Linked DNA regions of Homo sapiens: region 1 is linked to region 2. The links are chromatin contacts, found by Hi-C in ENCODE. All regions are on one chromosome and are shown on one strand. Each heading gives the region's core, a stretch centred on a gene start or an enhancer-like site at or near the end of the contact. The rest is flanking DNA. Distances are from core to core; before and after follow the strand shown.

The links. A loop is a pair of places that touch in the nucleus more often than their neighbours do. Pooled maps may share reads with other maps.
Region 1: a loop to region 2 is called in a pooled map, with 4 times the contacts of the local background. The contact joins two enhancer-like sites. A Hi-C loop is called at or near these places in 3 of 37 single-sample maps with no recorded cell type and 7 of 50 pooled maps.

Annotation. Positions count from the first base shown.
Region 1 is chr6:12,232,794-12,239,435 of GRCh38, forward strand. It overlaps a transcript of EDN1 not described here. Among named protein-coding and RNA genes, the nearest start is that of EDN1, 54 kb to the right of the region's middle. Within about 2 kb of position 1,683, at least 3 of the 41 ENCODE cell types and tissues checked have a DNase peak (open chromatin) inside an H3K27ac peak, as active enhancers do.
Region 2 is chr6:12,114,735-12,121,250 of GRCh38, forward strand. It overlaps HIVEP1 (HIVEP zinc finger 1), which reads left to right. Exons shown (of 9, transcript NM_002114.4): 4 at 5,156-6,516. Among named protein-coding and RNA genes, the nearest start is that of HIVEP1, 110 kb to the left of the region's middle. RefSeq lists enhancers at 4,355-4,404, 4,422-4,716, 4,435-4,544, 4,555-4,664. Within about 2 kb of position 4,542, at least 3 of the 41 ENCODE cell types and tissues checked have a DNase peak (open chromatin) inside an H3K27ac peak, as active enhancers do.

The sequences.
Region 1 (6,642 bases), core at 433-2,932, 120 kb after region 2:
CTTTTGGTTACCTTATAATGAAAGGTTGTTGGGTACAGCCTTCACATCAATGAGAAAATCAACAAAATGTTCTTGAAAAGACGACTGGCAAACTTTCTTTTATTTTTCTGTTCTCATTAGTAGAAAGAGGGACAGGTCACTTTCAGAAGGATTAAAAGGTCAAAAAATTTGGTGAAGGGATGTCTACACAAGCCTTTAGAAAGCTGTTATCAGAGGATCAGCTAGAAAACAATCTTAGAGCTAATCCTTTGGCTGGATCCAAAGAAAACCCAGCAGATTTAAGTTTTCTCTTTTTTCTCTTTGTTTTCCTTTACAGGGGTATTTCCCACAAAAGCCTTTCAGTTGCCTTCATCCAAAGTTATAGGTCCTGAGTCCTTTTCAGCTCTTTTATTCTGTCTCCAAGCCTAGCCCTTCCTAGCTCTGTCCTCCTACCTTTTCCTGATCTTTTCCATTTTGCTTGTTTTCATCAGGGGTTCCCCCTAAATCCCTCTTAGCATCCCCTAAAGCCTAAATGTTCATGGATGGAGAACTTCTTCTGAGGGAAAAACAAGACTGATTCACAGAATTCTAGCATTAAAGAGGACTGTAGAAATTATCTAGTCTACCCGCCTTCTTCCTCCACCATTTTACAGGTAAACAGAATTCACGAAATTGCCCAAGGTCATGTCCAGGTAGCGACTGCACCAGGACCAAAGCTCTGTCAATAATAACTGCAAATTGGTTGCAAAGTCCTTTGGACAATTCAAGCTGCTCTACCTACCTAAGGCACTATGATTATTATTATTATAATACAGATGTTATTATACAGAGCCGACCGCATGGGCAAGATTGCTGCTGATGATGTGTGTGATGCCAACTCACCAAGACCCAGTGGCATCACGCTGGCATGTTGAAAATAAAAAGGGGTGACATCTGCTTTACATACAGAGCCTCATGACCTGTACTCATAGCTGGAGGCATCAGTCATTGCACTACGAGAGGAAGTGGGCTTTGAAATACCTTGGGGTTGATGTCCCAAGAACACCCTTCTTCCGCTCCTCCTCCCTGTACTCCTTGAACTGCTGCTCATGGGAGCCTGAGTAATACAGAAATTGGAGGACAACCACACAGCACAAGTGTAGGTTTGACAGGAGTTTACATAATGCTGTAGGAAAAGAAACCAAATAAAGGCTTCAGCTTTGCTGAGGCTCTCCCCATCCCCCTCACATGCCAAATGCTCCTTGTGTGGCTCACACTCCTTGGTCTTCAGTCAGAGAGGCCAGGAGCCCACCTATACATCTGTATCAGGGTTAGGAAGTTGGCTCTTGTTAACAATGTTGAATGCACTTTGCTATTCACTACTTTTGTGGTTAGAAAAGCCTCCTGATATCAAACTTTAGAATCAAGCACCACCTTGTGGTCTGATGCATTTATTAAACTGGCACAATTTGAGAGCTGAAACTGGAAATGCTCCCTCAGCTGGTAGTAGAGAGCCAGGATCTGAAAACTGACTCCCAGGTGGCTGCCTGGAAGCAAGAACCCCCAAGGTGTCTTTCTGCTGCTTCTCTGGGTTCTCAGACCAGTTAACAATGACATCCCCTTTCATGGGGTGAATCCCATGTTCCTGACACTAACACATTATGCTAGATATGTATAGTAAGTAGCCAACTTAATCCTTTCAAAACCACAGGGAAGTGTTTCTTATTACTTCAACTTTTAAGTGAGGAAACGGAGGCGGAGGTCACTTAGTGGTCCAGTCACAGACAAATGGCTGGGCTTGGATTGACTTGGAAGTCAAGTCTTTCTGAAGCAAAAGTCTCTGCTGTTAAACACTGCTCTGCTGACCTCTAAGGCCAAGACCAAGACCAGGGTCCACTTCAGGCTCTTTTGGGGCATTTTGGCTCTTGGCTGCAAACCCAACCAGAACTGCCAGAATCCTACCTGGAACTCACTCAAGGTGCTAGAATTAACCTGTTCTCCAAGGTTACATTGATCAGGAAGGTTTGCATTCAGAGATGGGGACTTCATTGGTGTCCATGGACCTACTGAGATAGCCAGAGTTTAGGAGAAAGTTTGGCTTTTGAGGATGGGCCAGACAGCAAGTGACCAGACTCTAGATCATTCATGAAGAAACAAAACCAGAAAGAGATATTTGACAAACATTCACTTGGACAATTACAGTGCTTCCTGAACTGAAATTCAGTTATTCTTTAAAAGGATGATTTTATCATATTCATTGTTTGAAGGGGAGGATTGGAGTATCTGCTTGGCAAGTGAGTAGTAGTAATGTGGGCCAAGTCATGTTAGAAGGGAGATCTCGCCCCTGGTCTTGTTCCAGTGATACCATAAGTGTTCTTGGGTAAGTCACTTCTTTGTCTCTGGGTCTCCATTTTCTCATTCGTAGAATAGGGGTTGGACTTCACTAAGAGGTAGATGGTTCTAAAGTACAGCGCAATTGTATGGAAAATGTGAGGCAGGAACCTCAGCTTTCTCCGTTTCCTTAGAAAGTCTGTCCTGCTCAGGCTTCCTTCCTATTCTCCACTGAATCTGCTGCTAATTTTGGTAACATGGTGACTTCCACATAGCAATGTTTACTAACATGTCTAAGGACAATGATTATCGGGAATATATGCTTCTCTGTTTTTCCAAAGTAGATAAATCCATATAGTTCATAACTCCCTGACTCTCCATACACCAAAAAGAAATACAAAAAGTACCATGAAAAGAGGAAGCACTGCCATGAACGGTCTCCCCTTGAATGGCTAGTATGTAATGCCAAGACAGTGCCTGTTCATTTCAAAGCCTCTCCCATTCTAGTTCCTTCCTGTGCTCTCACTCCGAATTTCTTACTTGAGATCGCTATTGGTTGAGCCATTCTTTTAACAGATAATCTGTACTACAGTAGACTCTAAAACAGAGCTGTCCAACAGAACTTTCCGCAATGTAGAAAATGTTACTTGTGCTCTGCAGTGGCCATAGGTGACTATTGAGCATTTGAAATGTGGCCAGTAAGACTGGACCAAGTGTTTACTTTTATTTAATTTTCATTAATTTAAATTTAAATAGCCACAAGTGACTGGTGTCTACCATATTGGACAGTGCAGCTCTGCAATATTGCCATCACATAGGCCTTTGTTGCAGACATTCTGATTTCTCTGAGACACAAAGCGTACATCATAACAGGGCTATCCTGAATACTGGCTTTACAAGCAGACTTTCAAAAGATTGTTTCTCCATGTTTTTCTTGTATACAAGATTTCATAACAATAATGGTATGTCAGTCTTTTTAAACTGTATTCTGTTTGAGATAACTGAATTGTTTCTTGACTTATTTCAACTGAATAGTTGAAAAGGAATCCCTATTTGATTCCATGGGAATAAAACTGATTCCTTGGTTGCGAATAAAAAGAAAAGTATTATCTCACTTTGTAGGTTTTTCCATTCAATAATAGAATAAATTTGAATGTACATTTTCTAATGGCTTCCAGTGAATGAGTAATTTTGATGCCAAACAATTTTTTTTTTTTTAGAAGGCATCTCGTTCTGTCACCCAGGCTGGAGTGCAACCTCCATCTCTCAGGTTCCAGTGATTCTCCTGCCTCAGCCTTCCCAGTAGCTGGGACTACAGGCGTGTGCCACCACACTAGGCTATTTTTTTTGTATTTTTAGTAGAGATGGGGTTTTGCCACGTTGGCTGGGCTGGTCTCAAACTCCTGACCTCAGGTGATCCACCTACCTTGGCTTCCCAAAGTGCAGGGATTACAGGCGTGAGCCACCGTGCCTGGCCCTGATGCCAAACAATTAATAATAAAAGTAGATTTTCACTTTAAAAAGGGAGCTTTATATATAAATTCATTTTTCCTAAAATATTTGATATGGAAGATGAAATTAGGAAAAAAACTGGTAAAATTCTAAGTGCTTTATTATAAATCTCTTATCCTGAGTAAGCTCAAGTGACAGTCCAAGTATGTTTCTAATTAATTAGGCCAATATTTCTTTTTTTTTTTTTGTTAGGAAACTTTTACTTCTTAACTTCTATCAAGTATATTTCTTTTTTTTAATTATTATTATTCTTTAGGTTCTAGGGTACATGTGCACAACGTGCAGGTTTGTTACATATGTATACATGTGCCATGTTGGTGTGCTGCACCCATTAACTCATCATTTACATTAGGTATTTCTCCTAATGCTATCCCTTCCCCCTCCCCCCACCCCACATCAGGTACCGGTGTGTGATGTTCCCCACCCTGTGTCCAAGTGTTCTCATTGTTCAATTCCCTCCTATAAGTGAGAACATGCGGTGGTGTTTGGTTTTCTGTCCTTGCTATAGTTTGCTCAGAATGATGGTTTCCAGCTTCATCCATGTCCCTACAAAGGACATGAACTCATCCTTTTTATGGCTGCATAGTATTCCATGGTGTATATGTGCCATATTTTCTTAATCCAGACTATCATTGATGGACATTGGGGTTGGTTCCAAGTCTTTGCTATTGTGAATAATGTAATTAGGCCAGTATTTCTTAACTGGAACAAAGATTGAGTAACATTATCCACGCTTATCTCAAAATAAAACCTTTTAACCTCAAAGAATATAAAGAGGTTTTCAGGTCGGAGATAGTCCTGAGAAAGTGATACCTAGGCTGGAAGAGAAGACCAAAAAGTCTTACAAAATTGTAAACTTACAATTTTTTTATAAATGTGGTAAATTTTGATAAATGCTTGCATGAGAAAACATATTGCTGTGTTTTAGAATTTGTGAGGGACATCAGTAAGCAAGAGATTCTGACTTTGCTCTGGAATGAGAGAGTGGAACTCCTAGTGTCTTTCCTCATAATCTGCTGAACGACTGAGGTTTTCATCCTAGGACCATATGATGACCTGCTACTCCGGGGCTGCCTGTGCTTTATAATGATGCTATACAGACACTGTTGTCCTATGGGATCCGAGCTCCAGTTGAAGAATGTTTCATATACTTCTATTCTTGGTGCAGAGAATTGTCTCTACTATAGAAAGTGACTTAACACTCCCAAACTGCATCGTCTGAGAATGGGCATTTCTCATGTACTCAAAGGTTAATACATGGAAATCAATCTCAGGCCTTAAAAAAGGAAAACCCAGCGGGCGCGGTGGCTCACGCCTGTAATCCCACCACTTTGGGAGGCCGAGGTGGGAGGATCACTTGAGGTCAGGAGTTCAAGACCAACCTGGCCAATATGGTGAAACCCTGTCTCTACTAAAAACACAAAAAATATTTGTCAGGCCTGTGGCAGGCATCTGTCATCCCAGCTACTCGGGAGGCTGAGGCAAGAGAATCACTTGAACCCGGGAGGCAGAAGTTGCAGTGAGTTGAGATGGCGCCACTGCACTCCAGCCTGGGTGACAGGGCAAGACTCTATCTCAAAAAAAAAAAAAAAAAAAGGGAAACCCAAAATGCAGCAGAAAACCAATTTAAGTCCGTGCTTCTATTTCTTTGTGATTTGGTTTTCGTGGGAGTTTGGGCTTGAGGGGATGTAGGCGTTCCTCTGGGGTGTGATAGCACATTTGTGCCATGATAAGGCCAGTCCCTGTCCCAGTGGAGTCATTTCTCAAGTCCTGCGTCATGGGGAAAGTGAAGGTCTCCCCTGCCCACTCTACTCCCACTCAAGTGGCTGCAGAAGAGGGGGATATTAGGCACCATAGGACAGGAAGAGCCACAGACTCAGTGACCTCTATGCAATGAGGAGGTTGGTCAGAGCGCATTTGTCAGAGAACCAGCTGTGAAATGTATGGAGGCGGAGGGGAAGCACTTTCCAAGGTTAACCAATCCAACCCTTAGACTGCCAGCTGTCCTCGCTTAGAACCACGGCTGATGCAGCTGTGGTTGAAGCATGGACATCTAGTTATCGTAGGAAGAGAGATGGAGAATTCTTCCCTTGCAGTCAATTTGTAAGCTGATGCAAGAAAACCACCATTGTAGCCACAAAATCAAAATCAAAGAGGAAAGTGAAAGAATAGGACCCAGGCAGGCTGTGCAACCAAGCATTTCCTTTAGCTCCTCTTGACCAAAGGCATCCCAATTTCCCAGTGAAGATGAATTAGAAATTACATGAGAACCATACGGTAGATTATTTCTGGATTGGTGTATAAATATATACAGCACTGACGCCAATTGTTTGAAAAACTGCATGTGTTATATCAGTTGGGTGAGTTTAGCTCTTCTCAATGGATCTTTTAGTTATTGGAATAAAATTCCAACTTATAGCAACTTCTTCAGTATAAATTAGGCAGACTTTCAGCAAGTCCTGTGAATACCCAGTTCCTGGCACACAGTGGGCCTCATTACAAGTTGACTGAAGAACCTCAGTTCTGGGTTCTGTGACAATTCTGGGCCCAGAGTTGTCACAGGGCAAATGAGATAAGCAGCATTGCTTGGAGAATGTTGCCTCAATCATTCGTGTTCCTTTCTGGCTGTGATGTATATTACACTCTCCATAGTAATTGTCTGTCTCCATAAACCCATTTAAAAATACACATGTTAACATAATAGGATTGCTAATTATACTTGGATGTTCTTGTTCCTTTTTCTGACTCTATAATAAAGCCTCAAAATGCTAGCTAGGTCATGGCCACCTAAAAGAAATTACATTTTCTTGACCGCCTTCCAGCAGATACGGCCAAGTGACT
Region 2 (6,516 bases), core at 3,292-5,791:
ACCATTTCCTATTGAAAATTTCTTGTCCTGAATTTCCAGCTACAGTTTACAATTCTGTGCATGTATATTGAGTTTGAGATTGATGCCTGAGTTCAGGGTAGCATTTTAACTCTTGCACAAACTACTGAAAAAAGCCTTCTGAATGGCCTCCTGGTCTGATCTCTTGACCTTCTGGCCGAGCATGATCTCAATTGTTAGAAAACAGGTACTACTTATGTTCCTAAGGCCCAAAAGAGATCTGAAGTTTTTCAGCTGACATGTCTCTGAGTAAATCTGAAAAGAGATTTATTTGGAGGTTCACCTTCAATCAAGACAGGATTTTAAGCACACTCTGAGCTGTGGTTTATCATCCCTACTACTTACCATAAGAATATGCTTTACCACACTTTATTGGCAACTAAGATGCACTCTTGAGCCTTTTAATCTGTTTGCTTTTAATCTGTTACTCTCTAGAAGTAATCCTGAAAAACAGCTGACAGTGATATTTCAAACTCGTTGGTGCTCTTCTTCAAAGAAACATAGAAGCCCTAATAAATAGATTTGTGCCTTGGAAAATAAAGTGTCAGTGACTTCACATAGAACACAGGAATCTTAACTTATACTTCCCCAACTATTCTTTTTTTTTTTTTTTTTTTTTTTTTTTAACAAAGTGGCCCCTGTGGTCTTTCTAAGCTGTTCTTGACTCCCTAACTGATGAAGAGTGCTGGCTTTCCTTTCGAAGCCCAGGTCAGTGGTCTGACAGGGGCAGTGCTGCTGATTTTGGTCCCTCTCCTGAGTGTGCTTTGTATCTGTTATATGAAGTCGTGTTTGGATTTTTGATGTGTTGATACCTCAGAGTTTCTGCTTGATTTTCAGTCATTACCGGTAGCACACTGACAAGTGGGAGAATACAGTTTTCAGTGGCTGCCTGACTCCTATTTTGAATCTTTCTCTTCCCTTCCCAATCTGACTGTAAGTTCTCCCTGTGTAAGGAGAGAGGGTTGTGTTTCAATGCTGGTGTACACCAAGTATGTCTAAACTTAGTAATGGTAAAAACAAACATGCAAAATGACAACATTTCTGGAATCAGGGTGGTGAATAGAAGCCAGTGTACTTCCTCTGAGGCAGAGGCTCGCGGGGGGTGCTGGTTGGTGGGGTTGGTGGGGAGTGATCACATTGCATAAGCTCCATGTGAATCCTTGGGCTGCCTTCTACTGCTTGGTCTTTCTCTTTGTGTCCTCTAATGTATTTTATATTTAATTCACCTTAACAACAAATTGCCTTTAAAATGATGGAAAAGCACAAGTGCTAATGGTGAACAGCTGTCTCCTCCTTCTCTTCATACCAATTTTATTTCTGCTTTGAAGCACTATGGTCTATGCATCCTCTTGACTATGTTGTAGATATAGCCACAAGGTTTGATGATTGTGCTCTTTTCTATAGATAAGAGGACAAGAGAAAATAACTCCAGTCACTCTTTAATAGATAGATTTAAAATTAATCAAGATGAGGGTAAGTTTAAAAAACTATTCCAGGTATTTCATTATCTGAAAACCCAAGGGTCTGCTGCCTTCCACTCTAGGGCCTTGGTTCTCGAGAGAAGGTATTTGTCTATAATTCCTAGCCTGATGGTTTAGCTGCCCACTCTGAGCTGTTCAGCCCCAGATCTTGAGAATCAAGGGGTGGAGAGTGAAAAATGTATGGAGAGGCAGGCACCTTGCTTTCACTTCCACCTCTAAAATGATAGTGCAGTATTCTTCTCACATATGCCTGCCATCGTCCTTCTGTTTGCATCTCTCACATCCCCTCCACTAGCCTCTCCCCTCCTTACAATAAAAAAAAAAGTCCTTGAATTTAGACTGATCCAAGGTCCAGGGTCATCTCACTACCTCCTCCCCTCCCAAGCACCAGTGGTAGAGTGGGCTTTATCCCTTGAACAAGGACAGTGAACCTGTTAAAGAAAGAAGATCCAACAAAATCCAGAAGAATGAACACAACTCAAAAAAGACTGTCAGGAGTATGTTCTCAGCTGAGTGCTGAGTGAGATCACCATTCCCCATGATCTCAGGCAGTAGAAGAGCCTTGAGAATGTGGAAGACAGGCCCAAATTCTGCCTTAAAGGAAATATTACTCCAGAAACACAAGTGTTTTTAAGTGCAGAACTAAAGATCATAAATGTATTTAAGCAAGAGTTCAAACTTAATATGAGACAATAAAATGAGATGAAATGGGAAATATGGAACTAAGGGAATAAAATGAGAACAAAATACTATCAGTCCAAAACTAATGAATAAATATGAAACAGTAAAGAATTTAATGGTGTGACAATTCAGTTGTCAACATAAGAGAAAAGCTTTAGAAAATTGTAGAGAAAACAAAAGGTAAAAACCTTTTCCCTAAATAAAAGAACTTTATTCCAAAAAAAGTTGACCAGAAAACGTATATGAAGATATCATAGAAGAAAAGTTTTCTGAGGTGTAAACCAAATTGCCAGAAAACAAGGGAGTATGCAAAGTTTTGAAGGGAATAGCACCAGTCAAGTGTTAAAATTAAATAGATAACTAAGTATAAACAACGATACAGATAAAATGTAAGTGTTATAAGCTTTGACAAATGAGAGAGGAGGTCATCTATATGTAAAATCAAAACGTGTAGTTCAAAAGTTCCATTTAACATATGTGTTTTTCCAATTCTTAACTCCCAGTAGATTTATAGAAAATAGTTTCTCTTATAAAGAAATATGGATCTTAAGTTTAGCAATTCCTTTATCTTAACTTCAATGTCATTTTCTTTTAAGTACAAGGTTACAGTTTTTGTTGTTGTTGTTTAAATCACATACAGTATTTCTGGGTTGAAATTTTGCATTTTTCTTTGGAGTATAAGACATTATTTAATTTTGAATAACATAACTTTATCTAAAAATAAAAGTTTATCTTAAAATGTTTGTGAAGCAGAGCAAAACAGGCATACCTACCCTGTCCAAGACTCTGGTTGAATAGGTCCTGGATGGGGCCTGACATGGGTAGATTATTTTTAAGTCCATGGTGTTTCAGCTCTGCTAGCTTCTCATCCAAGTGGTTTCTCATCTCTGTTTTTGTATTTATTTTAATAGCCTCCTGGCTTTCACCTTTATGATACCCACATCTAGCTTTTGGAAGTGGATAGAGAGACTACTCAGCCCAGGTTGATGAGCATCATTTTTCACTTTGCCTACTTGCCTGATAGAGTTAATGAGAGTCAAAAAGTGCATCACTGACTTTCTTACATTCATCTTAATAAGGGAAAACCAGTGGGAAAACATCATTTCATGAGTGAGTGGATTGGAGAATAAAAAAATGTTTGTTCAACATTTTGTAAAAGTGAATAATACTGATACTTTTTTCTATTGTTCTTTAGCTCAAATATTTTAGTTATGAGACCCCCTTTTGTTTTTTTTTTTATTATGGTGGGTAAATATATCTTTAATGGAATAGTATGCATTTTTTTCATTAAACTATGATATGAGAGCATATAAACTGATGTCACAATATTACTAGAATATTTCTAATGTAAATTTTATTCTCAATAAGTAGTTATTACAGTGTAGACATTTTGGTCTAATATGAATTTCAAATATGTACGTTGCAACAGCTATTTGAAAATAGTGGAGAATTAAGTAGTTGGCTTTCTACAAATAGAGTAATATACGATTGAATATTTTTTGTTCATATGCCCAACAATCCAACAAATGGAAACCAAAGTAAATCATGGCAAGTAATTATTGCTCAAAAATACAGTAGTTGATAGATTGTGGGCACTGTCACTTAAATACTGATTTATTTCCAACACAACTAGAAATTAAGGTGATTTCATTTCTCTTGCAATAAGTTTTACCTTCTTTCTGCCTATCTCCCTACCTGCCTACCTGCCCTACCTATTGCTAATGACAAAGAAACATAGCCATTGAATATTTTGTTGAGTTAAAGTGGTGATTTTTTTTAAACCAAGGCCCATTACAACCTTATGACTTTTTAATTTTGTTGGTAAGAAACCACAAATAAGTGGATTATTTTAGTTTCATAATTTTCTGTTCATTGATATAATTGCTACATCAGCAATACTTCATGGCTGTCCTGACTATGGTCTGCTCTAGAAATTATATTAGCAGCCCCTTTTCTCCTGAAAATATCAGTTTTGCATACTTAGAAATTTGCTGAAAAGTTTGTTTTAAAAGAACCTTAATGAGATAAGACAGTCAAATACTCAGCATTAAAGGGTTGAATTTTCTTCTTTTTGGCCAGCCTTCTCAGACTGTTGTGTAGACAGAGTCCTCAGGTATTGCTACCAAGCCAATCTAGGTCCATTTGTCTGCACACAATGAAAAGCCAAACACTGAATCACTGGATTTTTATAGAGAGAAAGATTAATGGCAAGGCAGCCATGCAGGAGATGGGCTCAATTCTGTCTTCCCTTACCAGCTTAAAGCAGTATATAAAAGGAGGAGATGCTGGAGGAGGAGTTTTGGGGTTGGTTAATGATTGTTGGAAAGGGAGGGGAGGTTTGGAAAGTCCCTTGAGCAGGCACAGTTGTCTCTTCGTGCTTCCTCATGGGTTGCCTTTGCAAATTCGGAGGGAGTTGGTGTGAAACCTGTGGTGAAAATACTGGCTTTGATATCAGAAAGTCCCTCATCTGGCAAGAAGTCTATTCTGTGCAGATCCCAATCAGCCATACCAGTTCCAACCAGCTTCAACCAGTCAACCAGTTTTGTTACAAGCAGAGGGAGTTCTAACAAGCTGTTTCTTTATCTGCAGTGCTGTAAGACAAGCTCAAAACTTCTTGTTAGTTACCAGTTTCTTTAACCCCATGGAGCACTGTTTAAGTATGATAGTGAAAAGGGGAAAGATAATTCAGTTTTGAAAGATCTAGTTCCAGGATGTTGATTATTCAAGAAAGGAACATAAGCATTCTAGAAATGCACACTTAGGTCTTTGAATGAGTGTTTCAATAGATTTTGATTGGCATCATTGTTCAATTTCCGGAATGCAGAAGTGCAATTTTATTTAAAAAATAGACTTTCCTTAAATACTTTCTTCACTTGTCATAATGTCCTTATGATAGTAATCTTAATTTTCAAAAAATTATAGTTGGTGTATGTACAATGTTACCAATTGTTTGTTGTTGTTGTTGTTTTTTCCAGAAATCTTACAGGCTGGTGTTAAAGGAACTTCGGAATCCCTTAAAGGTGTGAAACGCAAAAAGATCGTAGCTGAGAATCACCTGAAAAAAATACCAAAATCCCCACTGAGAAATCCTCTTCAGGCAAAACATAAACAAAATACAGAAGAGTCATCTTTCGCCGTTCTTCATAGTGCTTCGGAGTCTCACAAGAAACAGAATTATATTCCTGTAAAAAATGGGAAGCAGTTTACCAAACAAAATGGAGAAACACCTGGAATAATTGCTGAAGCCTCAAAATCTGAAGAATCTGTCTCCCCAAAGAAGCCCTTGTTTCTGCAGCAACCATCTGAACTGCGTAGATGGAGATCCGAAGGCGCTGATCCTGCCAAATTCAGTGACCTCGATGAACAATGTGACTCAAGTTCCTTGTCAAGTAAAACCAGGACTGACAATAGCGAATGCATCTCTTCTCATTGTGGCACTACGTCCCCCTCCTATACAAACACTGCATTCGATGTCTTACTGAAAGCAATGGAGCCAGAACTGAGCACCTTGTCACAAAAGGGCTCACCTTGTGCAATTAAGACAGAAAAACTGAGGCCAAATAAAACTGCACGTTCCCCTCCCAAATTAAAAAACAGTTCAATGGATGCCCCAAATCAGACTTCACAGGAATTGGTTGCTGAATCACAGTCTTCTTGTACCTCATACACAGTCCATATGTCTGCTGCTCAGAAGAATGAGCAAGGGGCAATGCAGTCAGCTTCTCATTTGTATCATCAACATGAACACTTTGTTCCCAAATCCAACCAACATAATCAACAGCTTCCGGGGTGTTCAGGTTTCACAGGATCACTGACAAATCTGCAAAATCAAGAGAATGCCAAACTTGAACAGGTTTATAATATAGCAGTGACATCATCTGTAGGCCTAACTTCACCTTCCAGTAGATCTCAGGTTACTCCTCAAAACCAGCAAATGGATTCTGCTTCACCTTTGTCAATAAGTCCGGCTAATTCTACACAGTCGCCCCCCATGCCAATCTATAATTCAACTCATGTTGCCTCTGTTGTTAATCAAAGCGTAGAGCAAATGTGCAATCTTCTTCTGAAAGATCAGAAGCCAAAAAAACAAGGAAAATATATTTGTGAGTATTGCAATAGAGCATGTGCAAAGCCTAGTGTGCTTTTAAAGCATATCCGCTCCCACACTGGAGAGCGACCCTATCCCTGTGTGACTTGTGGATTTTCATTTAAGACTAAAAGTAATCTGTATAAGCACAAGAAATCCCACGCACATACTATCAAACTGGGTCTTGTCTTGCAACCAGATGCTGGTGGCTTGTTCTTGTCCCACGAGTCCCCCAAAGCACTTAGTATT